3 separate regions of the Homo sapiens genome follow, and all the other regions are linked to region 1. Evidence: read pairs that join two places in POLR2A ChIA-PET (ENCODE). Cell type or tissue: A673. All regions are shown on one strand. Each heading gives the region's core, and the rest is flanking DNA. Links, peaks and the distances in the headings are about the cores only.

Region 1 (8,556 bases), core at 260-8,259:
AATAAATAGCAAAGAGAGATGATAAACTCCAAAAAACCCTAAAAATTCTTCAACTAGACAATTTTAAATAGTCAGAAGGAAGATTAGGAGGAAACATCTGAAAAAAACTAACTTGGCTTTCCAGGAAAACTTCGTAACTCCTATTCTCAAATAAGGAGATGTCTAAACTGAGAGGGAATACTTAAAAATGAAGCCTAAAATAACCAAAGTAGTTAAGAGCACCTAGCTATACTTTATGTATCCAGGCCAAATAAATCACTTCTAGAGTACTGTACCAACTTTTGCAAAAACAAAATATTTCTTTTCCTCTCAACTTTCCATAATCTTTAGCAGTTTTCCTTTTTTTTTTTTTTTTTTGAGACGGAGTTTTGCTCTGTCGCCCAGGCTGGAGTGCAGTGGCGTGATCTCAGCTCACTGCAAGCTCTGCCTCCTAGGTTCACGCCATTCTCCTGCCTCAGCCTCCCGAGTAGCTGGGACTACAGGCGCCCACCACCACGCCCGGCTAATTTTTTTTATTTTTAGTAGAGACGGGGTTTCACTGTGTTAGCCAAGATGGTCTTGATCTCCTGACCTCGTGATCCGCCCGCCTCGGCCTCCCAAAGTGCTGGGATTACAGGCGTGAGCCACCGCGCCCGGTCCAATCTTTACCAGTTTTTCCAGGTATTATTTCAAGTCCCCAATCCCCACATTCTCTGTTCTTCACTTAGACAATTACGAGTTTTGACTTTGCCCACAATGGTAGGCAGCTGACTGTCTCCTATTTGCCCTCCACAAATTCAACTGAGTATTGTTAGCTAGTGAAATCCCCAGAAGACAAAAAAGATAGTAAGCAAAAGTTTCCTCAATTTTTAAAAGCAGGGTAGAAAGAACATACACTACAATCCATAGCTGATCCATGGCAGCTTTCTTCAAATGTTGAAAGCATGCTCATGTAGCGGGAGTCTATGCTGTTCCAGAAAACAAAGACTATTAAACAGTGGTGGTAAGGATATACTTTTTTTTTTTTTTTTTTGAGACAGACTCTCGCTGTGTCACCCATGCTGGAGTGTAGTGGTGCGATCTTGGCTCATGCAGCCTCTGCCTCCCAGGTTCCAGCGATTCTCCTGCCTCAGACTCCCAGGTAACTGGGATTACAGGCATAAGCCACTACGCACGGCTAATTTTTGTATTTTTAGTAGAGACGGGGTTTCACCATGTTGGCCAGGCTGATCTCCAACTCCTGACATCAGGTGATCTGCCCGCCTCAGCCTCCCAAAAGTGTTAGGATTACAGGCATGAGCCATTGTGCCCGGCCGGTAAGGATATACTTCTACCACCAAGAACTTAAAGAGTGGCACACCAATGAAACAAATTTTCATTGAGAAACGAGCACTCTACCAGGCCCTGGAAGACTGGTTAAAGCAGAGGCTGAATGAACACCTGTCAGGAATGCTGGATTTCTGAACGCTAAGAATGGCATAAGAATGCTAACCTAGGCCAGGTGCAGTGGCTCATGCCTGTAATCTCAACACTTTGGGAGGCCAAAGTGGACGAATCTCCTGAGGTCAGGAGTTTGAGACCAGCCTGGGCAACATGATGAAACCTGGTCTCTACTAAAAATACAGAAAATTAGCCGGGTGCGGTGGTGGTTGCCTATAATACCAGCTACTTGGGAGGCTTAGGCAGGAGAATCACTTGAACCTGGGAGGCAGAGGTTGCAGTGAGCTGAGATTGCGCCATTGTACTCCAGCCTGGGCAACAAAAGCAAAACTCCATCTCAAAAAAAAAAAAAAAAAAAAAAAGGATGTTACCTAAGGTTCCATTGTAAGATAATTTTTCAAGCAGGTTAAGTATCCAGGAGTTTAGTTTCACAAGCCGTTTGTCCAATTTTTTAAAAAAGATAAAAGCCAATCCTGTAAAAACCTTTATTCCTTGTCCAAGGTTATAATTATGCAGGTAAGTCTGAGTGAATTGAAGCAGCTGACTCTAGTAGGAAAAAGAAATGTTAACAAGTTCCAGCATCACCTACTTTGAACTATATTCTTAAAAAGTCTAAAGCTTCTAGATTTGAAAAGCAAATTACCATAAATAATCTTAAAGGGCATCTTTCAAAATATTAGTTGCTTTAACCAAGCTATTCCTTAGCATAATTCTGTACAACTTATTTATATTAATACATTCCTTGGGAGTTAAATGTAAAAAAATTACATCCCCACCATCACTGTTTTAATACTTTTTCGTTTTCTAAAACAGCACAGACTCCTGCTACATGAGCAAGCTTTCAGCATTTGAAGATAGCTGCCATGGATCATCTATAGATTGCAATGTGTTCTTTCTACCGTCGTCCTTTTAAAAATTGAGGAAACTTTTGCTTACTATCTTTCCTGTCCACAATGTAAAAAGAAGTTCAATGTAACTCAAAGTGTAAGCCCAAAGGGTTTTTTAATGACTAAAATATATTTCAGTTATTTCTATGTTTAGATAACAGTATTGAGGGGGGCCAGGCACAGTGGGTCAACCCTGTAATCCCAACACTTTGGGAGGCTGAGACAAGAGGATCGCTTAAGGCTAAGAGTTCAAGGTTGGAATGAGCTATGATTGCCCTGCTGAACTCCAGCCTGGGTGATAGTGAGACCCTGTCTCTAAAAAATTAAAATTAAAATATTTTTAGAACAGTATTGAGGAGAATGCAATGAAATTTCCAATAATGTACAATGGTTCTAATAATAAGAATTATCTGTGTTCTCTTAAGACCATTCACATATCTTGCTAATGCTACCCAGCTTTTTTTTTTTTTTTTTTTTTTTGAGATGGAGTATCACTCTGTTGCCCAGGCTAAAGAACAGTGGCGCGATCTCGGCTCACTGCAACGTCTGCCTCCCAGGTTCAAGCAATTCTCCTGTCTCGGCCTCCCAAGTAGCTGGAACTACAGCTGCATGCCACCATGCCCAGCTAATTTTTCATATTTTTAATAGAGGCGGGGTTTCACAGGTTGGCCAGGCTGGTCTCGAACTCCTGACCTCAGGTGATCCACCTGCCTCAGCCTCCCAAAGTGCTGAGATTACAGGCGTGAGCCACCATGCCCAGCCTGCTACCCAGCTTAAAAAAAAAAAAAAAAAAAAAGTATTCTTCTACTTGCCTACTCATCAACTCTACACACCTGTAAAAAGTAAAAAACCCTTCAGGAAAAAAATCAATTTCAATAAAAAAACACTGCAAGTAAATAGTTCTGTGCAAAAAGCATTTCCTCCCTAACCCCATGGATTAATCCATTTTAACAGGGTTGTTAATGAAGCTACAGATATTTCTATGTAATGATTTGGCCAAACTACCAAGTACTTATTCAGCATATACCATGTGTGAGAAAGCGCAGCAAAGTAATGTTAATAGTCTCTGCCCACAAAGAGCTTATTACCAATTTAGAAAAACATGTAAGGTTAACAACACAAGGCAATATAAAAATGTCAAGAAGTTTTGGACGCCGAGGCAGGCAGATCACAAGGTCAGGAGTTCAAGACCAGCATGGCCAACATGGCGAAACCCCGTCTCTACTAAAAATACAAAAAATTAGCCAGGTGTGGTGGCATGCACCTGTAGTCCCAGCTACTCAGGAGGCTGAGGCAAGAGAATCACTTGAACCCAGGAGGCGGAGGTTGCAGTGAGCCAAGACCACACCATTGCACTCCAGCCTGGGCGACACAGCAAGACTCCGTCTCAAAAAAAAAAAAAAAACAATGTCAAGAAGTGTACAGACAATAGGTAACAGGGGAAGTTAAAGGAAACAAACTACTTTAGCTGAGCATGGTCAAGAAGCACACCCTCCCCTTTCCTCAGGAAGTTTGAATTTTGAACTCTACTCAGTAAATTATCTTTCACCCACGTTTTTGTACTCATAGTCTATCTAACAAAAGCACTGTAGTAGAGCTAGTGAAAGAAAGAAATAAATGAGCTAAAACAAAGCAATTTACAGTTCCAACTTTGGATGAATTTCTCTTCTGCTACTCCTCTCACTCTTCTATACTGTATACACACACACCATTCATTTCCCCCAGAAAAAGGAACCAACTACCAAAAAATACCCAGAAGCTTGGAATACAGTAATTTGGATGAAAAGGTTGTCACACTTCTTATTTCTCTCTACTGGTAATGCTTTTTCCAGATTTTTCCGGTCTACAACATACCAAGCTGGAGTAGAGTCTGACAAATGTACATAGGAAGCTAAACATAAAGAAAAACTTCAGAGTTTTAACTTTATAAAAGTTTATTTCATTACAATATGGATGTCCCAATGATACCTGACACACTGGGATTTTACCTTACCGATATTCTCAGAACCCCATTACCCGGACAATGCAAACACAAAGTTCAACAATGAGACATTAATAAAAGTCTAATAATAAGGAAATGGAAAGCATTTTTCTTTTGCATTCAGTTTTTTAAAACAGAAAAACTCTAAGGATTTGAAGCAAAAGGCTTTACTTGATTCTACATAATTAAACATGAAAACTACACTTAGGCCGTGGAACATTACAAATTCTAATTACTCCCATAAAACATTATTTAAGAGGCCGGGTGTGGTGGCTCACGCCTGTAATCCCAGCACTTTGGGAGGCCAAGGCGTGCAGATCACTTGAGGTCAGGAGTTTGAGACCAGCCTGGTCAACATGGCAAAACCCCGTCTCTACTAAAAATACAAAAATTAGCTGGGCGTGGTGGCATGCACCTGTAATCCCAGCTACTCGGGAGGCTGAGGCATGAGAATCACTTGAACCCAGGAGGCAGAGGTTGCAGTGAGCTGAGATTGCACCACTGCACTCCAGTCCTGGGCGACAGAGCAAGATTCTGTTTCAAAAAAAACTGCGAGAATTTTGGAAATCACCCATTCCAACCTAAGTCATTCCATATAAACATCTCAATTTTGTCTTCTATAAAATGAACTGGACTAAATTCTAAGGTGGTTTAAGCTCTAAAAAAAAACTCTTAGGCCGGACATGGTGGCTCATGCCTATAATCCCAACACTTTGGAGGCTGAAGTGGGTGGATCACTTCAGGTCAGGCGTTTTGAGACCAGCCTGGCCAACATGGTGAAATCCCATCTCTACTAAAAATATAAAAAATTAGCCGGGCGTGGTGGCGGGCGCCTGTAATCCCAGCTACTCAGGAGGCTAAGGCAGGAGAATAGCTTGAACCTGGGAGGGGGAGGTTGTAGTGAGCCGAGGTCATGCCATTACACTCCAGCCTGGGCAACGAGAGCAAAACTGTCTCAAATAATGATAATAAATAAAAATTAAAAATCCTCTAAATTTTATAACAGTGTAAGATTATAGCTATGACAAAATTGCTATAAGTTTAACCTTTTGCAAAAGTATTGCAAAAATTAACACTTTTACTAAAGGAAAAGTGTTAGTTTTTCTAAAAGATGAAACAGTACTAGTCTTCATCTAGCCCTAAATGTAAACTAGGAAATTAATTACATAAAATTTTGGCAAATTGTATGCTTAATCTGTAAGTCACACAAAATGCATTCTCAAATATCTGCCACATGGGTAGTATCCTAGAGTACACTAATTTGGCCACGTTAAAACAATACATTCTCAATGTAATACTTAGGCTTCGACTCTCACCCTAGAAAAAGGTACCCATTATCACTTGGGGGAATTCACAGCTTTAAATACTTCCCAGTGCTACACATACAAACACACACAGTCAAGCAAAGGGAAACAAATTAAGCATTACAGCTTTTTTCTATGACAAGGTGAATGCAAAATAATCTTGCCCTCTGCATTGCAGAAGAATAGTTCTTGCAACCCATGGAAAAGCAAACACATCAAGAGATCTTAAATGTCAAAGAAGGCTTCAGGTAATAGCCTCAAGGAAAGATTTTACTTATAAAATAGTTAAGAATGTTTTTATTTTAAAACACTGAACACATAAGTTCTGCACAACAGCTGCAATGAAAATTCTAAGCACAGACACACTGCAACGTTCTAGAAAGAAATGTTACCCTCACAACAACAGCATTCTTTTTAAAGAATACTACTAACTGCAAAGATGAAGTGCAGAAAGCCTTCAGGAAAAAGTATTAAAAACACTACACTTCTGGCTATCAGTTTTGGTCACTTAGTGGTTAAAAAGCTGTCAGGCTATTTTTGCATTTTACGCAAGTGATCATTAGTTAATCTTTCACCTACCAAAGTCACTAGAGTCTAAACCTATTATATTCACAAAGAATATAACAATTTTAAATGTCATCTATTAAAACATCCTTTATTCTATATCACAACTGATTACATCTAATAATATCAAATGAGGTCTCTCTTCAGTTAAAATTAAGACTTGGTTTTGAAATATCTTGCATAGCCTAGGGCCCAGTTCAGCACCAATGAACTGATAAAGAAAACTAGGCAGTTAATCATTCAATTCAATATTACCTGTAAGATTTGCAAATGGATTTTACACTTGATTATCACAGCTGTATTTCTTCTCTTTGCTAAACATTCATGTACTCTTTATAAGCCTGAATTTAAAAACCCACCAAGCCTTTTAGTTGCATTACATAACACGATCATATTTCATCAACATTAAGAGCATGCATTCTCAATGAGCAGATGCTTAGCTTTTTCTTTAATGGCTCAAATTATTAGGAAATAAACAACTTTGTTTTTTAAAGTACAATAAAATTATTTCAATTCTCTGTTTTAATTTAAGCAATACTACATATCCATAGTCATTTTTGCCAGGATATTTGATTTTAAAATCCATAAAAAAAGCATTTTGGTCCAGAAGGCTCCGATAAGAATAGGTCAAGATTGAAATAAAGCTCAAATGTAAGTTGCTAAATGGACTGAAGTCAAAACAAATCTAATTGTAAATAGTACCTCACTTTACTCCACAAGGGTTTCTAAAGAGGAATTCAAAACTGATTTGTAAAGCAATCCTATTTTAGTGCATTAGAAATGCTCACTTATACTTAAAAACAGTTAAGTCTTCTCACAAGTAAATCATCTAAATATAAAAAGGATTTAAACTAAAAACCAGATGTGCTTAAATTTAGGGCAAATCCAAATGCCCTGGGTTTTTCAAAGGGCAAAAGATATAGTTTTAATAGCAATTAAGTCAACATCAATACTGCCAACTTAACTACTTAACATGTAGGTAGAGTTCAGTCTGTGGCTTATCAAAGTCTCAAGACTTAACTGTAACTTGACCTTTTTGCTGCTATCTACCACTTAAAACACTGAGAAGACAGAAAAAAAAGTTACTTTGTGCAGTTTGTTGAATCTCCATTATTAACACGGCAATCTTTCAGTATGTATTAGCCTAGTTAATAACCTATGTAATAATTACATTATTTTCTCCTTTATGACTTTAGGGGAGGCCCGGCATGGTGGCTCACACCTGTAATCCCAGCACTCTGGGAGGCCGAGGCGGCTGGATCACCTGAGGTCAGGAGTTCTAGACCAACCTGACCAACAAGGTAAAACCTGTCTCTACTAAAAATACAAAAATTAGTTGGGCGTGGTGGCAGGTGCCTGTAACCCCAGCTACTCTGGGCGGGGGGCCGAGGCAGGAGAATCGCTTGAACCCAGGAGGCGGAGGTTGCAGTGAACCGAGATCACATCGTCGCACTCCAGCCTGGCGGACAAGAGCGAGACTTCTCAAAGAAAAAAAAATTGCCTGGGGTGGTGGCGCACACTTGTAATCACAGCTACTTAGGAGGCTGAAGCGGGAGGATCACTTGAACCCGGGAGGTGGAGGTTGCAGGAAGCCAAGATCATCCTACCGCACTCCAGCCTGGGCACTCCAGCCTGGGCAACAGAGATTCATCTCAAAAAATAAAAATAAAATAACAAAATCACTTGAGGGTAGGGTATGACAGAGTATAGTAATTCACATACACCTATACACATTTAATGACCAGTCATGGTTCAAGTCCTCAGGAGGGGCTTATAAACTAGATTTATATTTTTTTTTCAGAAGTACTTGAACACTAGATTCTAACAGCCACCTCACAACTAAATTGGCTGCCAATCAGCACCTACCTTTATATTAACTTCTCTGAGGAGTTATCTTTCAGTCATTAATGTCTCTACACTTTATATCACTAATCATTAATGTTCATAATTAGTATTAACACATTATTAATGTTCACAATCATTAATATTTTATGTTCAATTACTGTCCTAGAAAAAAACATTTCCAAGAAATTCTAAAGAATCAAAAACTCAAGTAGCAGCCAGATCAGCAGGCTTGCTTACTGCATTAAAATTTTAAAAAGAGGCCGGGCACAGGGGCTCACTCCTGTAACAGCACTTTGGAAGACCAAGGCGGGCGGATCAGGAGGTCAAGAGATCGAGACAATCCTGGCCAACAGGGTGAAACCCTGTCTCTACTAAAAATACAAAAAATTAGCTGGGCGTGGTGGCAGGCACCTGTACTCCCAGCTACTTGGGAGGCTGAGGGAGGAGAATCGCTTGAACCCGGGAGGTGGAGGTTGCAGTGAGCTGAGATCGCGCCATTGTACTCCAGCCTGGGCAAAAAGATCGAAACTCCGTCTCAAAAAAAAAAAAATTTAAG
Region 2 (8,556 bases), core at 253-8,252, 79 kb after region 1:
GGAGGCTGAGGTGGGAGGATCTCTTGAGGCCAGGAGTTTGAGACTGCAGTGAGCTATGATTGTGCCACTGCACTCCAGCCTGGGTGACAGAGCAAGATCTCGTCTCTAAAAAATAAATACATAAAAAAGTTAATTAATAGTACAATTGCAGCTGGGTGTGGTGGCTCATGCCTGTAATCCCAGCACTTTGGAAAGCTGAGGCTGGCGGATCACTAGAGGTCAGAAGCCCACGATGAGCCTGGCCAACATGGTAAAACCCCGTCTCTACTAAAAATACAAAAGTGAGTGCGGGCGTGGTGGTGAACACCTGTAATCCCAACTACTCAGGAGGCTGAGGCAGGAGAATCACTTGAACCTGGGAAGCAGAGGTTGCAGTGAGCTAAGATCATGCCACTGCACTCCAGCCTGGGCAACAGAACGAGACTCTGTCTCAAAATAAATAAATAAATAAATAAGAGTACAAATGCAATAGTACTAGGAATGCATTCACCAAAATGTGCTGATATCCACTCAGCATAAGTCCCTGTGCTTTGTGATGATAAACAAAAAAAGATTCCTAGCTCTTAAGGATTTTATAGAACAAAAATAAACTCCTAGCTCTTAAGGAGTATATAATTTTGTGTGTGGGGGTGTATGAACGCACTCATAATCAAATATTTAGAGGGTAAGGGTTGTGAGCATGGGCTTTGGAGTTAGAAATGCAGGCTCTCCTACTCATTTGTTATATGACCTGGGGCAAATTCTTTCACCTGTCTCTGAGCCTTGGTTTTCTCAACTGTTAAATAAGAATAATAACCTACCCTGATTTTACTGTGAAAATTAAGCAAGATGAAAAAGCAGTAGACACCTAGTATTGAGTAATAGGCTCAGTACATGGTAATAGTATTCATGGGGTTTTATTATTGGTGCTTTCTTTGTGAAGCAAGGAATAGGGCTTCAGACCATTGTGTAATATCATGCCTGACAGACTGTTCCAGTTGGCCACCATTGGGATGAGATGGATGTATTGTTCCAGGGCCAGACAATTTCTCTGGTCAGGTGAGCTTTAGCCACATCCTGACAGTCCAGTTTTATGGATAGCCTAGTAGTTTTGGCTGCTTGCCATATGGAAAATCACAAAAAAGGAACCTTCTGCATGGGCAACATAGTGAGACCCTCATCCCTAAAAAACAAAAAAAATGTAGCCAGGCGTGGTGGCATGTGCCTGTGGTCCCAGCTACTGGGGAGGCTGAAGTTGGAGGATTGCTTCAGCCCAGGAGGTCAAGGCTGCAGTGAGCTGTGATCATGCCAATGCATTCTAGCCTGGAAAACAGAGCAAGACTCTGTTTCAAAAAAAAAAAATTAAAAAAAAAAAAAAAAAGAAAGAAATAATCTCACATCCCTTGGAGTGGTTTGAGTTTCTTTTTTGCTTTAGTTGCTTCAAGTGGGCCTATTCAGGTGAAGCCTTCTTTTTTTTTTTAATTGAGACAGTCTTACTCTGTCACCCAGGCTGGAGTGCAGTGGTGTGATCTTGGCTCTCTCAACCTCCACCTCCCAGGTTACAGCGATTCTCCCACCTCAGCCTCCTGAGTAGCTAGGATTACAGGTGCCTGCCACCACGCCCAGCTAATTTTTTTTTTTTTAGACAGAGTCTCGCTCTGTCGCCCAGGCTGGAGTGCAGTGACACGATCTCGGCTCACTGTAAGCTCCGCCTTCCTGGTTCACACCATTCTCCTGCCTCAGCCACCCGAATAACTGGGACTACAGGCGCCTGCCACCACAACCGGCTAATTTTTTGTATTTTTAGTGGAGATGGGGTTTCATTGTGTTACCCAGGATGGTCTTGATCTCTTGACCTTGTGATCCGCCTACCTCAGCCTCCCGAAGTGCTGGGATTACAGGCGTGAGCCACCACGCCCTGCCAAATTTTTTTTTATTTGTATTAGAGACGGGGTTTGGCCATGTTGGCCAGGCTGGTCTCAAACTCGTGACCTTAAGTGATCCTCCCACCTGGGCCTCCCAAAGTGCTGGGATTACAGGTGTGAGCCACTGTGCCTGGCCTCAGGTGAAGACTTCTTACAGTTTATAGGGCCAGTTTAGACTGTTGCACCCTATGGGCTAGCTGACCTCAGACAGAACTCTCTTCACAGAGAAATAGGTCTGGGGCCCAGGATGGCAGAGGAAGTGTCTGTCAAGCAAGGCTTTGAGCACTGCTGAAATACAGGGAACCTGTTGAGCCAAGAGTCAAATGGGGAGCGGGCGTCAAAAACCAGACAATGAAATCCACATGGGTCACCAAGTCATGGTAGGCAGAAGCTGTGCTGAAATCCGAAGTGTAGAGCAGGGGTTGAAACCAGGGAGGGGCGTGCAAGCCACAGTGTGTGCCTCTGCTCACCAGCTATGATTCCCGATCCCAGGAGTTTATATGCCAATGAGACTAGGTGAATAAATAAGTTAATTTCACATGCTGCTGAGTCCTGTAAAGAAAGATAGCATAGGATAACAAGTGGAGAGTTCATAGGGAGGCTGTTTGAATTAAGGTGGTATTCTAGGCAGGAAGAACAGCAAGAATAGAGGCCCTTAGACAGGAATGACAGAAGGCAGCTGTTGTAGCTGGAGTGTAGTGAACAAAGAGGAAGAAGGAAATGACTGGAAAGGTAGGCAGGACCATAACACAAAGGATTTTGTAAGCCGTGACAAAGAGGCTGGGTTTATCAACATAATGAGAAGCTATCGGAGGTTTTAAATAGGGAAGCGGGCTTGGCATGATCCCAATTACACCTTAGAAAGATCACTCTGGCTGCTGTGTGGAGGATGTATTATAATTAAGACAAGAGTTATGGCCATGAGACTAGTTAGGAGGTAGTTGAAACAGTTAAGGCAAGAAATGGTGGTTGTTTGGGATATGATGGGAGCAGTTGTCACAGAAGGAAGTTGGATTCAAGATCTCTTATGGAGAGTGATCTGATAGGGTTTACTGATGCATTGGAATTGGAACACAAGGGAAAGGAAAAGCAAGGGGACTCTTGGGTTTGGGGCCTGGGCAAATGTGTAGGCAGTGGTGCCATCTACTCGGGTGGCACAGGATTGAAGGGGAGTGGATTGGGGGAAAGACCATAGCTTTATTTTGGCACTGTTGAGTTTGAGGCACCTGCTAGGCATCCTTCTAAGTGGAGATGTGAAGTGGACAGTAGTAGTAGTATCTGCATCTGGGTTCAGGGATGAGATCTGGACTACAGAGGAATGTTTGAGAGCCACCGGTATTCACAAGGCATCAGTGAAAGGTATTTAAAGCAGGTGTTGTGGTTAGGTGAAATTAACTTGGGAGTAGTGCCCATAGAGCAGAGCTTCGAGGTGGCTCATGCCTGTAATCCCAGCACTTTGGGAGGCTGAGGCAGACGGATCCCTTGAGCTCAGGAGTTTGAGACCAGCCTGGCCAACATGGTGAAACCCTATCTCTATTAAAAATACAAAAATACTTTTGTATTTTTTTTTTGCAGCCATAAAAACGGATGAGTTCATGTCCTTTTCAGGGACATAGATGAAGCTGGAAGCCATCATTCTCAGCAAACTACACAGGAACAGAAAACCAAACACCACATGTTCTCACTCATAAGTGGGAGTTGAACAATGAGAACACATGGACGCAGAGAGGGAAACATCACACACTGGGGCCTGTCAGGGGATGGGGGATAAGGGGAGGGAGAGCATTAGGAGAAATACCTAATGCTGCAGGGCTTGAAACCAAGATGACGGGTTGATAGGTGCAGCAAACCACCATGGCATATGTATACCTGTGTAACAAACCTGCATGTTCTGCACATGTATACCTGTGTAACAAACCTGCATGTTCTGCACATGTGTCCCAGAACTTAAAGTAAAAGAAAAATAAAAAAATTAGCTGGGCATGGCAGCACATGCCTGTAGTCTCAGGTACTTGGGAGGCTGAGGCAGGAGAATCACTTGAACCTGGGAGGCAGAGGTTGCAGTGAGCTGAGATTGCGCTACTGCAAAGCCTGGGCAACAGAGTGAGACTCCATCTCAAAAAACAAAAATAAATACATTAAAAAAAAAGAAAGAGAAGAGTTTTGAGGATGGAGTCTGGAGCACTCCAACATTCAAAGGTCTGGTGGTGAATGAGAAGACAGCCAGCAGATGAAGGAGGTATAAAGTAAGGTAGGAAAAGACCAAGTGAGCAGGAGTTCGTGGAGCCCTCAGGAGGAATACATTTCAGGAGGAAGGAGAAGATCAAGCGAGGGCCTGCTAGTAAGGCAAGTAAGATGAAGACAGAGGCGTGGCCATTGGCACCTTGATTAGAGCTGTTTTAATGGAATGGGGGGTAGCTGGGGCACAAAAGCTTCATCTGAGTAGGCTGAGAAAAGGAAAAGGATGGGAGGTGAGATATAAGCAACTCTTCCAGAGCTTTTTTGTGCAAAGGAGCAATGTAGGGAACAGATAGATGGTCCAGATAATTTTTTTCTTTCCTTTTTTTTTTTTTTTTAAGACAAGATCTCTGTCACTCAGGCTGGAGTGCAGTTGGGTGATCACAGCTCACTGCAACCTCTGCCTCCCAGGCTCAAATCATCCTCCCACCTCAGCCTCCCAAGAAGCTGGGACCACAGGTGCCTGCCACCATGCCCGGCTAATATTTTGTATTTTTGGTAGAGATGGGGTTTTGTCATGTTGCCCAGGCTGGTCTCGAATTCCAGAGCTCAAGTGATCCTCCCACCTTGGTTTCCCAAAGTGCTGGGATTACAGATGTGAGCCATTGTGCCTGGTGCCAGATAACTTTTAAGAGATATTTGTATACAGATAGCAATGATACAGAGGAGAAGGAGGACTTGAACGCTGCAGAAGATAAAAAGATAACCTATAGAAATAAAATCCTTGAGAAAGTGATGACAGATGGGGTCCTGGGCACAGGACCTGGTTGCTTTTTTCCCCATCCTAACAGGAGGGAAGGCAGAGTGTGTGCTGCAGATCCAGGTGCTTCTCTCCTGATGGCGTTGGTCTTGTGGGTCCCTAGCTAGACCACCTTCAGCTCTCATAACAGAGGGAAACTACTGGTGATATTTATGCATGCAGGCGAAGTCTTGGATCAAGGAAGAAGTACAGATTGCTGTCTCAAACCAGACACAAATTCCCAAGTGCCGGGCCCGCAGAAAATCTATGTGTCAAATACCTATCTCTCCTCTCCAACCCTGAGGTTGTTCTTGTACTTAAACCAGGCTGGTGGGTGGGTCTCACCTCTTTGGACCAGGCTTTCTTGCAGGTGAGAGCCACCGCACCTAGCCCGTGGGCTAGAGGTTTTATAAATAAAGTTTCCTTGCCTGGAGAGCTTTGAGGGGGTTCCTTTATTCAGATTTCCAAATTAGTACAGATTAGTCTAAAATTTTGTTTTATTTTTTATTTTTTAGAGACAGGGTCTTACTATGCTGCCCAGATTGATCTTGAACTCCTGGGCTCAAGCAATCATCCCACCTCAGCCTCCTGAAGTGCTGGGATTACAGGCGTGAGCCACCATCCCCGGCCCAATCTAAAATGTCGAGGGAACAGAGCTTGGTGCTGCTACAATGGGGCTTCTGCTACTCATCCTGTTCTGTTTTAGTGCAAATTAGTAGAAACAGCTTAGAGGTTTTGAAAAGAGTAGGGGTGGGGGAAAAGTAGGATGATTGAAATAGCATTTCAATTAGATTAATTGGGCTAGTTATGTAAAGATATACCTTGTAAAAAAAATAGTTATGATAGCTACAACTTACTGAATGCCTACCATGGGCTAGAGGGTTTTGTTTGTTTGTTCTTTTTTAAAAAATTATTTTTGTCCAGGTGTGGTGACTCATGCCTGTAATCCCAGCACTCTAGGAGGCCAAAGGTGGCAGATTGCCTGAGGTCAGAAGTTTGAGATCAGCTTGGCCAGCATGGTGAAACCCCCTCTCTACCAAAAATACAAAAATTAGCTGGGCATGGTGGCAGGCACCTGTAATTCCAGCTACTCGGGAGGCTGAGGCAGAAGAGTTGCCTGAACCCGGGACGTGGAGGTTGCAGTGAGCCAATATTGCGCCACTGCACTCCAGTCTGGGCAACAGACTGAGACTTCATCTCAAAAAATATATATATAAATCTTTTTTTAATTAAAAAAAAAGTAGAGACAGGGTCTTGCTGTATTGCCCAGGCTGGTCTTAAACTCCTGGCCTCAAGATCCTCCTACCTCAGCCTCCCAAAGTGCTAGGATTACAGAGGTGAGTCACCGGGCCCAGCCCATGGGCTAGGGGTTTTAGAAATGAAACAAAACAACAATTATTGACATTGGAGTCTTTTTCCTCCTGCTGTGCATTGAAAAAAGGATTTGGATTCTGGGACCCATCCGTGTGGGCCTTTGGATGCAATACGGTTACACAAATATTTCTTTCTTTACTTCCCTGCAAGCTGGGTATTAGTGTCACCACTAATTTTTGCAGATGGGGTGACTAAAGTTTACAGAGGTTGTATACCTGATCCAATTGAGTGATGCAACAAGAATTTGAATCTAGGGCTATCCAACTCTAAAATTCATGCTAGAGCTACTCTGCATGGATCATACAGGTAGGGTGCAGTGATCAAGCGTGCGGACTGTGGTGGAAGAGGGCTTGGGACTTGAGTTATGCTCCACCATTTACTAGCTCTATTGTCTTGAGCCGGTTACTCAACATCTAGCAGTCTGTGTTTCTTAATCTGTAAAACGGGGGTAGTAATGGCCCCTCCCTCAAGGGTTGCTCTGAGGATTATGTGAGACATATGGCTCAGAGCTGACAAAGGGAAGAGGCCCAATAAATGCTGGTTATTATTATAAGATACCATGCTGGCCTCTGTCTCAACCAGTCTCACTGCTTGCACCAGAAACTTACATCCTGTCTTGGAAATGTCTCACATAATAGATTGTATCCGCTTAACTTACTCTGTCCTGTGCTTCCAACACCAGGCATCTAAGAAATGCTTCAGATGATTATATTACCCAACTGCATGAGTGGGTTTGATAGCTTTTCCAAAGGGCTGGTATTTCAGTTGTGCAACTGTAACTGCTCCATGGCAATAGAAAAGATTTATTTTTTGGACCCGAATCAACCCTCAGCTCCATTTCTCAAACTCCAGCTACATCACAAGATGTCAGCGTCATGCAATATTAACAGTTGGTCAAAGGTGCTAGTGGCATTTTGCAGAAGTAATGAAGAATCCATATTGTCTAAGATTGCTTTGTTATGCCTTCTGCCCTGAGCCCTGCTCAACCTTTGAGACCAGGCTGGTGGGAAAATTTAGCTGCAAACTCACCTAGAAGGCAGTGGAAGGGCAAAAAACTTGTTTATTCAACTTTGCAAGAGTCTGGTTAAAAGGTGCCACACAGTCAAGGAAAGGGCCAAGTCACAACCTTTCCTTAGACCTAAGGAGGCAAAGAAAAAGATCTGTCAGCGCTTTTTCTTTTTTTTCGAGACAGAATTTTGCTCTTGTTGCCCAGGCTGGAGTACAATGGCACCATCTCGGCTCACCGTAACCTCTGCCTCCCGGGTTCAAACGATTCTCCTGCCTCAGCCTCCTGAGTAGCTGGGATTACAGGCATAAGCCACCTCACTTGGCTAATTTTTTGTATTTTTAGTAGAGACAGGGTTTCTCCATGTTGGCCAGGCTGGTCTCGAACTCCCGACCTCAGGTGATCCTCCTGCCTCGGCTCCCAAAGTGCTGGGATTACAGATGTGAGCCACTGAGCCTGGCTTTTTTTTTAAAAACTAAGCACAACAATGCTGGATGTGGTGGCCCACCCCTGTAATTCCAGCACTTTGGGAGGCCAAAGCCTGAGGATCACTTGAGCTCAGGAGTTTGAGACCAGCCTGGGCAACATGGTGAAACCCCGTCTCTATCAAAAATACAAAAAAAAAAAAAAAAAAAAAAGGTTTTTTTTTGTTTTTGTTTTTGTTTAAGACTAAGCACAATGAAGTAGTTTTCAAATGTTGATGATGGCCTGGCTCCTAAAGAGGAATCCGGCGTCGGGTAGGGGCGAGAAAAAGGAGGAATTTTCTCTTAGAAGGCCACTGCTATCAGCGAGGTAAGCAGTCAGCTTCATCATTTTAAACTGGTTTGTGGGACCAGATTTCTGACCTGAAGGGTGAAGAATTGTGTGCTTGCTTCAGTTGGGGTCTCTTCTAACCAGTTTGTCCTTGCTAACATTGAAGAAATTGAGTCAGCCTTTTCATACTTTAAGAACCACTTCTTCAGGGGACTTTCTCATGTCCTGAAGCTCAGAGTGTCCTCATTCTTCTTTACATCTTAGTGACACCAAGATGTGAAGTCAGAAGGGCCTGATTTAAACAACGGTCCAGTCAGGCATCTGCCTTGGTGCTTCAGGCAAGTTATCTGACCTCAGTTTCCTCATCTATAAAATCGAATTAATAAAATAACCTACTTGGATAATGTATGTGTAATGGAAAATAAAAATAGTATATTAAACCAAACTGACTACAGCTACTTCTGCCTTTTAAGGGAGGTAGACACACTTTATATCAGCAAGGAAATTCATTTTTCCTTTGTGCCTTTCCCCAGAAGTGATAG
Region 3 (8,000 bases), core at 1-8,000, 95 kb before region 1:
CTAGAGGGGCTACAGGGATCGCTGGAGACTGGGGAGCGCACTTGTGGCCATGGGTGACCACTGCCTGTAAGGGGACCTGTGCGGGCTCAGTCGCCTGTGCTCACCTGCCAGGCCAAGGGAGGGCATCTGTCATAGAACAGGCTCAGCAGCCCCTTGGCACCTCCCGGGGTTGCTGGGAGGGCAAATAGGGGACAGGCTTCAGGTCCACAGCACACACATGCCTTCCCCTGGGCCTCTTGCCAAGTTCTGGCCGACTGTTCTAACTAGGCCCAGGGCACTGGCCTTGCCCCGTGGGTCTCCTGGGTACAGAATTTTGCCATATCCAGGGCATCATTTCAGATGGGGCTTCCAGACCTCAGCTCCGACTTTCCGGGCCTCCCTGGAGGGGTCAGCCTGAAGCCATCAGTCTGGGGTCAGGGCTCCCTAACAAAGCCTGCAAGTTTTCCAGCAGCCCCTAAATACCGCATTGACTCTCATGCAGGCGGGGTGGGGTGGGGGTGTGTGGATCATTATTTTGTTTTCTGGAGGAGGAAACAGAGGCCCAAGGACATCTAGACAGTACTGTCGGATACAGTGTGAGGCATACATTGTAATTAAAAATTTACTACTAGTCACATAAAAAATAAAGAGCAGGTGAAATTGATTTTAATATTTTTGAACTTACAGTATAGCCAAAATATTATTTCAACATGTAATCAATGTAAAAAGTTACTCACAGCCGGGCACGGTGGCTCACGCCTGTAATCCCAGCACTTTTGGAGGCCGAGGTGGGCAGATCACCTGAGGTTGGGAGTTCGAGACCAGCCTGACCAACATGTAGAAACCGTATCTCTACTAAAAATACAAAATTAGCTGGGCGTGGTGGTGCATGCTGCATAATCCCAGCTACTTGGGAGGCTGAGGCAGGAGGATCGCTCGAACCCAGGAGGTGGAGGTTGCGGTGAGCCGAGATTGCGCCACTGCACTCCAGCCTGGGCGACAAGAGCGAAACTCTGTCTCAAAAAAAAAAAAAAAAAGTTACTGAGCATATAGCCCAGAGGGCCCCAACCCTGCCCTTCCCACATGGTTTCTGCAGTATCAGCTTCCAAGTGGCCCACTCAGGACAGAAGGAAACCCTGCTGCCCTTCTACAGGTGGTCCTGTCTGGGGCCTTTCCTCAAGCAGCCTCTAGCCCCACAGGCTGCCTGGCTCCAGGAGGCACATGACCTGTATCCTGCTAGGGACTGCCAGGCTGTGCAAAATTCACCCACCTCTGCCTGCTGGCTGCCCAGCTCCCATAGCAAGGCTCCAGGTGAGCCGTTCTGATCTGACTTCTGTGGCCTCATATGCATTCAAGTGGCCTCAGGGAGATCCATGTGCCACGGATGCCAAGACTGGGCCTTGCCAAAACCAAATCCTAAAATGCAGCAGGAGGTAGCCTTCCAGGCCAGGAAGGGAGCTGCAGCCTAAGGTGGCTGGTAGGCCTGGCCCTAGGGGCTGCCCTGAGGCCATCCCTTAGCAAAGAATCCCAACAGGAAGATCTGACCTGCCTGCCTGGTGCTCTAACCCCAACCCTGTATGAGGGGCATTCCAGGCACTGCTCCTGCTGGTGCCTCACCTTACTGAGCACTCACTCAGTGCCCTGCATGGGGAGGGCAGAGGGACCTGGGCATGGCCTGCCCAAGGCACACACTATCTGGAGGGAGCAGACGGACACTTACTGTGCAATCATGAGCTCACCACCCAGGCTCCAGCAGGGGCTGCAGAAGGCCGTGGGAGCTTCCCAGACCTCTAGAGGTGGGAAGAGGCTGACATCTCCAGGGTGGGCCTTGGCCAACATCTCCTGATGCCTGAACAAGGCTGGCAGGCCTGTCTCCCCACTTCTCTCCCCACAGTTGGGCCTTCTCCTAGACCCTCTGGTGCCTCTGCAGCCTCAGGGCCGGTCTTGACAGAGCCCGACTGTGCCGGCTGGAGCTGTGTTTACTTACACACTTGCCAGCTCCTTGCTGGAGCCGTTTCTTCAGCCAGCCAGAAAGAATTGTTTTTCTTTTTCCAACTGGGAACCTCACTAGGCTCCAGCGTGATGGCAGAGTTTGTAACTGAAACCTCAGCAGAACTAAATCGTTCCCGGTCCTGGACCACCTCATCTGGGAGCCCAAGGCAGGGCTCAGCCTGTCGAGGGGAGCTCCGGGCCTCCGGGCCTCCGGGCCTGGGCTCTGCGCTTTCTTTTTGAGGAAGCACACCTGAGACAGAGCCCAGATGGGGCACTCACCTCCACATTGGAGTCCTTGTGCAAACAGGGGAAGGCAGGAGGCAGCGTCCTCCAACATCCCTTCAGAGACCCTCCCACTGCTACTCCCTGTGTAGAATTTAGATCACACCAGCAATGAGCCACACGGGGCCAGGCATGATGCGAGAGCCCTGCTGCAGGCATCAGGGGAGCTGAAGGACTTGAGCCAAGTCATCTTCCTTCCCTGGGTCTCAGTTTCCCCAGCTGTGAATAGGAACTTCCCTCCTGGGCTCACCGTGTTCTCATGAGGATTGTAGGGAAAACATTCCAAGGAGAGAGCCTGTTATCCGGGCAGGGACTCAGGAGAGAGGGTCTTGGAGTTGGCTTCCCCGGGAAAACACAAGTCTCAGCCTGAGCAGGAGAGGGAGGGAGAGACAGAGCTGGGGACCTGCAGAGGGACAGGCCCCTGGAGGCGGCAGCTGGAGCAGTACCCTGTGGGGCTGGCAAGGACTTTCATGCCTCAGGTTCACGTGGCATTCACATGGGCCTCTTCCCACCACAGATGATGATGCAGTATCTGTACTACGGAGGAACAGAATCCATGGAGATCCCCACCACTGACATCCTGGAGGTGAGACTCGGGAGAGGGGGAGGGGGCCTGGGCTAGGGTGCCCAGCGGCTCGGTCTCCCATTCACCCCCTTCAGAGGGAAGGTGGCTCTTCCTCTCCATCTGACAGGAAGAGCAGTTCCCAGAAAGAGGAACTGTGCACACCACTGAGCCCAGCCTCAGTGCGTGTCCCAGCGGGGATGGTTAGGCCCAGGAGTATCAGAAGGTAGTGGGGCCTGAGGGTGGAGGCAGCAGGGCACACGGCACTCGGGAGCTTTCTGTTCGGTGCTGTCTGGGCCACTGGTCTGGCCATGGGTCCCCAAGACCTGCTCTGCCTCCCTACCAGCTGCTGTCAGCTGCCAGCCTGTTCCAGCTGGATGCCCTGCAGAGGCACTGCGAGATCCTGTGCTCCCAGACCCTCAGCATGGAGAGTGCCGTGAACACCTACAAATATGCCAAGGTGAGGGCCAAGGATGCCTGCTGGCCACCTCCCACCACATGCTCTGCTCCACGGGGGCCTCGGCCGTGTGGCTGCACTGGGGATGAGCTAGGAGATGCAGGTGACCAGGCTGCTTCTGAGGGCAGTGTAGAGGCTGAGGGAGGGTTAGCAACTCCCTGTGTTGCCTGGGGTCACTGCTGCCCACTGGCCATGTGGTAGCTTGGGAGGTGAGCTTTTGAGCCAGCTGCACCCTAGTTCACATTCCAGCTCTGCCACCTGGGCTGTGGTAGCTGGACAAGTTGCTGAGCCTCTGAGTCAAATCAAAGCCATAGGTATTTACTTTTCTCCCCTACCTGTCTGTGCCTCCCTAGCTGTCCCATCTCAACAATCAACATGGTCACTGCTCAGTTGCTCAGACTCAAAACTCAGGAATCATATTTGATTTGCAAAAACCCTCCCATATGCAAGCCACCCACCTCTGAAACACACCAGCGGTTTCTCCACTTCCCTTCATCTCCACTGCCCTCGCCTTGCCCTAAGCCACCACCATCACTCTCTTGGACAATGGCATCAGCCCAGCCTCCCTACTTCCTGGCTTTAGCCCTGCAATCCACAAGCTTCTTTCAAAAGTTCAAAAACCATGGCCAGGCACAGTGGCTCACACCTGTAATCCCAGTACTTTGGGAGGATGAGGCAGGACCAGGAGTTTAGACCAGCCTGTGAAACATGGCAAGAACCTGCCTCTACAAACTAGCTGAGTGTGGTGGCGTGCATCTGTGGTCCCAGTTGCTCAGGAGGCTGAGGCAGGAAGATCAGTTGAGCCCGGGAGGTTGAGACTGTAGTGAGCTGTGATCATGCGCACTCCAGCTTGGGCAAGAGCAAGACTTTGTCTCAACACAACCCCCGCCCCCCAAAAAAGTACAAAGACTGTGTTACTCCCATACTTAATCCCACCAAAGGTTTTCCACCTACTGCAGGCTAAATAATAGCCAGCCCTTATCATGCCTTCCAAGGCCCCCAAGGTCCTGCCCACATCTCCCCTCACTCTGCCATGCTTCCTTCTCAGCGTGCCCAGACCCCAGGACTTTTGTGACACTTCCCTTTTCCTGTAAAGCTCTTTCCCGCCCTTCATCTTCACAACTGGTGTCCCCAGGCCTCCCCTGGCCTCTCACAAGCCATCCTGTCACGTTGGCTTTACCTCCTTCACAGTCTTCTGCAGTTACCTTGTCTTTGGTTCCTCAGATTCTGTCTGTCTCTCCCAAACTAGGACATCAGCAGCACTGCAGAGATCTTGACCTCAGAACTGAAAACCCAGAGCGGCCCCTTGATATGTGTTGAGTGAACATCTTTATCCAGCATTTACCATGTGCACAGTCACATGCCAGGCCTGGTGCTGAGCCCTGGACACCCAGTGGTGGACAGTCCCCGTTCCCACCCTTAGGAAGGGAACTTCCAACCCAACAGGGATGACTGCCACTTAACAGGGCAGCATGACAGTATGACACAGGCAGGAAAATGACGGGGGCTGAACAGTTCAGATATAGCAGAGGTGGCCTCAGGATGCAGGGACAGGGAACGCCTACCCTGGCCAGAGTGGGGCTTAATCAGGGCTGTGGCCATGGGTAGGTAGTATTTGGGGGTGAGGGTGAGTGGGGCTGTACTAAGGCGATGGGCTTCACCCCTCCTCTCTCTGCCCTACAGATCCACAATGCCCCAGAACTGGCCCTGTTCTGTGAGGGCTTCTTCCTCAAGCACATGAAGGCCCTACTGGAGCAGGATGCCTTCCGGCAGCTCATCTACGGCCGCAGCAGCAAAGTGCAGGGCCTGGATCCACTGCAGGACCTGCAGAACACCCTGGCAGAGCGCGTGCACTCTGTCTACATCACCTCCCGGGTGTGAGGCAGGGGGCGGAGGCTGCCGAGGCCAGGGCCTGTGGAGGTGCCAGGGCCCACCATGTCGGGGTATGGTTGTAGGCCCTCTTGGAGCCAGGTTCACGGGGCTGTTTCCTCCTCCTCCCCCAGATGTCCCCCCTGTCACCGGGCAGCTCACCCTCATCTCCTCTGCCCTAGAGCTGTTTGTTCAATCACTGATGGGCAAAGGGGAGATGTAGCTAACTGGTGGCCCTCCTCCCCATCTCAGTTTGCAACTCAAGGGCAGCCATGCACTCCCCCGGGGTGTCGCTCTCCCCTCCTGCAGGTCAGCAGCTGATCCTGATCCACCTCCGCCCAGGCCCTCCAAGCTCTACTCACCCCTAGGGCCTCAGTAAACTCAGACCATCCCAACTGGGGCTCCTGGGGGTACAGGAATCCTTATGAATGTATAGAATGCATACTGCCTAGGCCCCCAGTCGTCTGCAGTAATTCAAAAGCTGGTATTTTTCTTCCTAAATGTCACATAGCAAAGGCTGCCCAAATCCCCAAACTTGTTCTTCAAAGGTTTGACAGGCTTAATGTGGGCATCCAGTGGCCTGTGGACCCCCCCCTGCCACCACGACTGCTGCCACCCGGAGTTCCCCCATTGTCTTTGGTGCCTGGGCTTCCAGAGTCCCTCCCATCAGGACTACCAGCTTGCTCAGTTAGCAGCAGAGGGCAGTTCCCCAGCTTGATGGTTTCTGAGCTAAGTCTGGCATGGAGGGGCAAGGGGTAGGGGATGGGGTGCTGTGTAGGAATGGCCTCAGCTCTTGTTTTGCTGCTGGTTTTAGGGGCCAAAGTAAATGGGTGGATTCTGGAACCTCAGGCCTAGACTAGGTTGCCTTTGTGGGGGCGATGAAGCAGAGTCCCCTGGTCAAGTCTCTCGGCTCCTTTAATGTAGGATTGAGAGCTGGGCAAACAGGTCCCACTGGGGACTGTGACTCTTGGAGATTAAAGGACAGGGCATTGATGGAAGGTAAGGGCCAGGAGAAGAGGCCTTTCTGCTGTGTCCCCTCACGGCCTTGCCCTCGAATTCTGCAGGCCCTGGGCTCCCCTGACACCTGTCATATTTATGGACCAGACACTGGGGCAGCATCAGGCACAGTCTGTCTGGGTGCAACTTCTTCAGCTGTCTGGCCGCACCTTAAAAACTATTTATTCACCAAAAGCCCCAGGCATTTCAGAAGGTGGCACTCAGGTCACCCTGAAAAGCCCCCAGGGGCTTGCAATTCTGGAAAATATTTTGACTAGCTGCTTGGCTGGATGTACAAAGAAATAGGCATTATTTTATTGCTGTAATATTGTATGATACTTTAACTGTACAATAATGTTGTCACTTACTGTAAATGTACTATGGTTTTATTAACAATAAACACTCATTAACAATGACCTTGGCCTCACTGCTCCTGGTAGAGGGTTACTCAGAGTTCAGAACTGGGGAGGAGCCCCTTAGGACCAGGAAGAGATCCCAGAGCTAACGCTGTTACTCAGGTCTCCCCCCTCTCAGAGCCAAGACCCTACCAAAGCCATTGCTGTGGCCACCCAGCACTCGCCTCTCTCCAGAAACGAAGCCTGGATCCATTCCTCACCCGCCCACGCTCACATTTAATTAAGCACATGTGTGCCACTGAGCTGGACAGACACCAAATGACTGAGGAATATGACACTATCAGGCTTTCCTGATCTCCACTCCCATCCCCTCCACGGCCCTTTATGTGGGAGCTATTTTGGGGGTTGTCTTCAGAGGCACATCCCCAAATGGCACAGCCCACCAAAGTGGCAGCAGGGCCTCCTTCACCCAGGCCTGACCTGGCCTGATTGATTTGAGGGACCTATCCCTGGGTGACTGCTGCCCCCAGGCCCAGCTAAGCTAAGCTGGCTGTACCACCACAAGGCCACTAGCAGAGGTAATGGAGGGAGATGGTGAGGCGCCGACTCAGGTCCAAGAGTGTACTGGAGTTATGGCTGTAGTTTTAGGTGCAAAGTTCAGGCACAAATATAAGTTTTTAAAACATTCCCTGCCAGTTAGCTGGGCATAGTGGTGCACATCTGTATTCCCAGCTGCTCAGGAGGCTGAGGTGGGAGGATCACAGAGCCCAGGGGTTCGAGGCTGCAGTGAGCTATGATCACCCCTGCACCTCAGCCTGGACAACAAAGCAAGACTCTCTCTCAAAAAAAAAGTCGCCTGCCTGCCTGCCTGAAACAGGTATAGAAATTCCTAAGGTCACTGAGAACCTGAACCAAAGTGGCTGTGGGTCAGTGACCGGCCGTGACTCAGGCGTTAGGGGAACGACATAAAGATCCCAGTCCCTGGCAAAGCCCAATTCCAGCAGGAGCTGCGCAGGGCAGCTCGAGGCCCAGCCTGGGGACCTGTGGCCGCACAGACCCATGGTGCCCTCTGGGGGCCACTAGGAGGGGGCGCACTCCCCCACACCATCTTCCTGTGCAGTGGCCCAAGACGGTGGTGGAGCGGGCTGTCCGTCCCCAGCACTTGCCATTCAAAGTGGCTGCCCTTCATGGGTCTGTGTCCAGCGTCCCCACAAGTTCCCCCATCCCTGCAGGACATGCCTTGGTCCGTACCCAGCCTAGAAAGCAAGATCTAGTTGCATTCTGGCTCCAGATGAGGGATCCACCATTTCCTCTCTTGAGAGGGTGAGTGGGGGGTTGAGAGAAAGTGGAGGTAGGAAGGAGGGAGCGGGCCCCTTGGAGCCTGTGGGTAGCAGGAATACATTTTTGAATAAACATTTAAAATTAAAATAATTACCAAAAAAAAGCAGACATGCTTCCAAGGGGCTAGGACTCAAACAGAAATGATCACTTACCCAGGCAGCTGGAC

What was found. Peaks named below come from ENCODE experiments on the same cell type or tissue, not always from the same donor. Only the 100,000 strongest peaks of a DNase experiment are listed, where the experiment ranks them.
Region 2: POLR2A ChIA-PET joins it to region 1 with 5 read pairs; 4 of 35 experiments call an interaction of 5 or more read pairs at or near these places.
Region 3: POLR2A ChIA-PET joins it to region 1 with 6 read pairs; 4 of 35 experiments call an interaction of 5 or more read pairs at or near these places.

The regions. Positions count from the first base shown.
Region 1 is chr11:34,054,426-34,062,981 of GRCh38, reverse strand. All of the region lies in intron 2 of CAPRIN1 (cell cycle associated protein 1), which reads right to left. LOC124902660 (a long non-coding RNA gene) reads right to left here and starts at 2,504. Exons shown (of 2, transcript XR_007062651.1): 1 at 1,791-2,504. In A673, for the core only: no CTCF peak of the experiment used is centred there; DNase peaks (open chromatin) are centred at 6,498, 7,167 and 7,710; H3K4me3 peaks cover 4,125 bases; H3K27ac peaks cover 6,202 bases.
Region 2 is chr11:33,975,164-33,983,719 of GRCh38, reverse strand. No RefSeq gene overlaps it. Among named protein-coding and RNA genes, the nearest start is that of CAPRIN1, 72 kb to the left of the region's middle. In A673, for the core only: no CTCF peak of the experiment used is centred there; DNase peaks (open chromatin) are centred at 2,619 and 6,869; H3K27ac peaks cover 4,618 bases.
Region 3 is chr11:34,149,540-34,157,539 of GRCh38, reverse strand. It overlaps ABTB2 (ankyrin repeat and BTB domain containing 2), which reads left to right. Exons shown (of 17, transcript NM_145804.3): 15 at 2,771-2,839; 16 at 3,162-3,275; 17 at 4,956-6,553. The coding sequence ends at 5,153. Among named protein-coding and RNA genes, the nearest start is that of NAT10, 48 kb to the right of the region's middle. RefSeq lists enhancers at 1,483-1,984, 2,577-2,626, 3,167-3,216, 7,091-7,620. In A673, for the core only: a CTCF peak has its summit at 7,573 (motif pointing left); DNase peaks (open chromatin) are centred at 6,769 and 7,579; H3K27ac peaks cover 5,207 bases.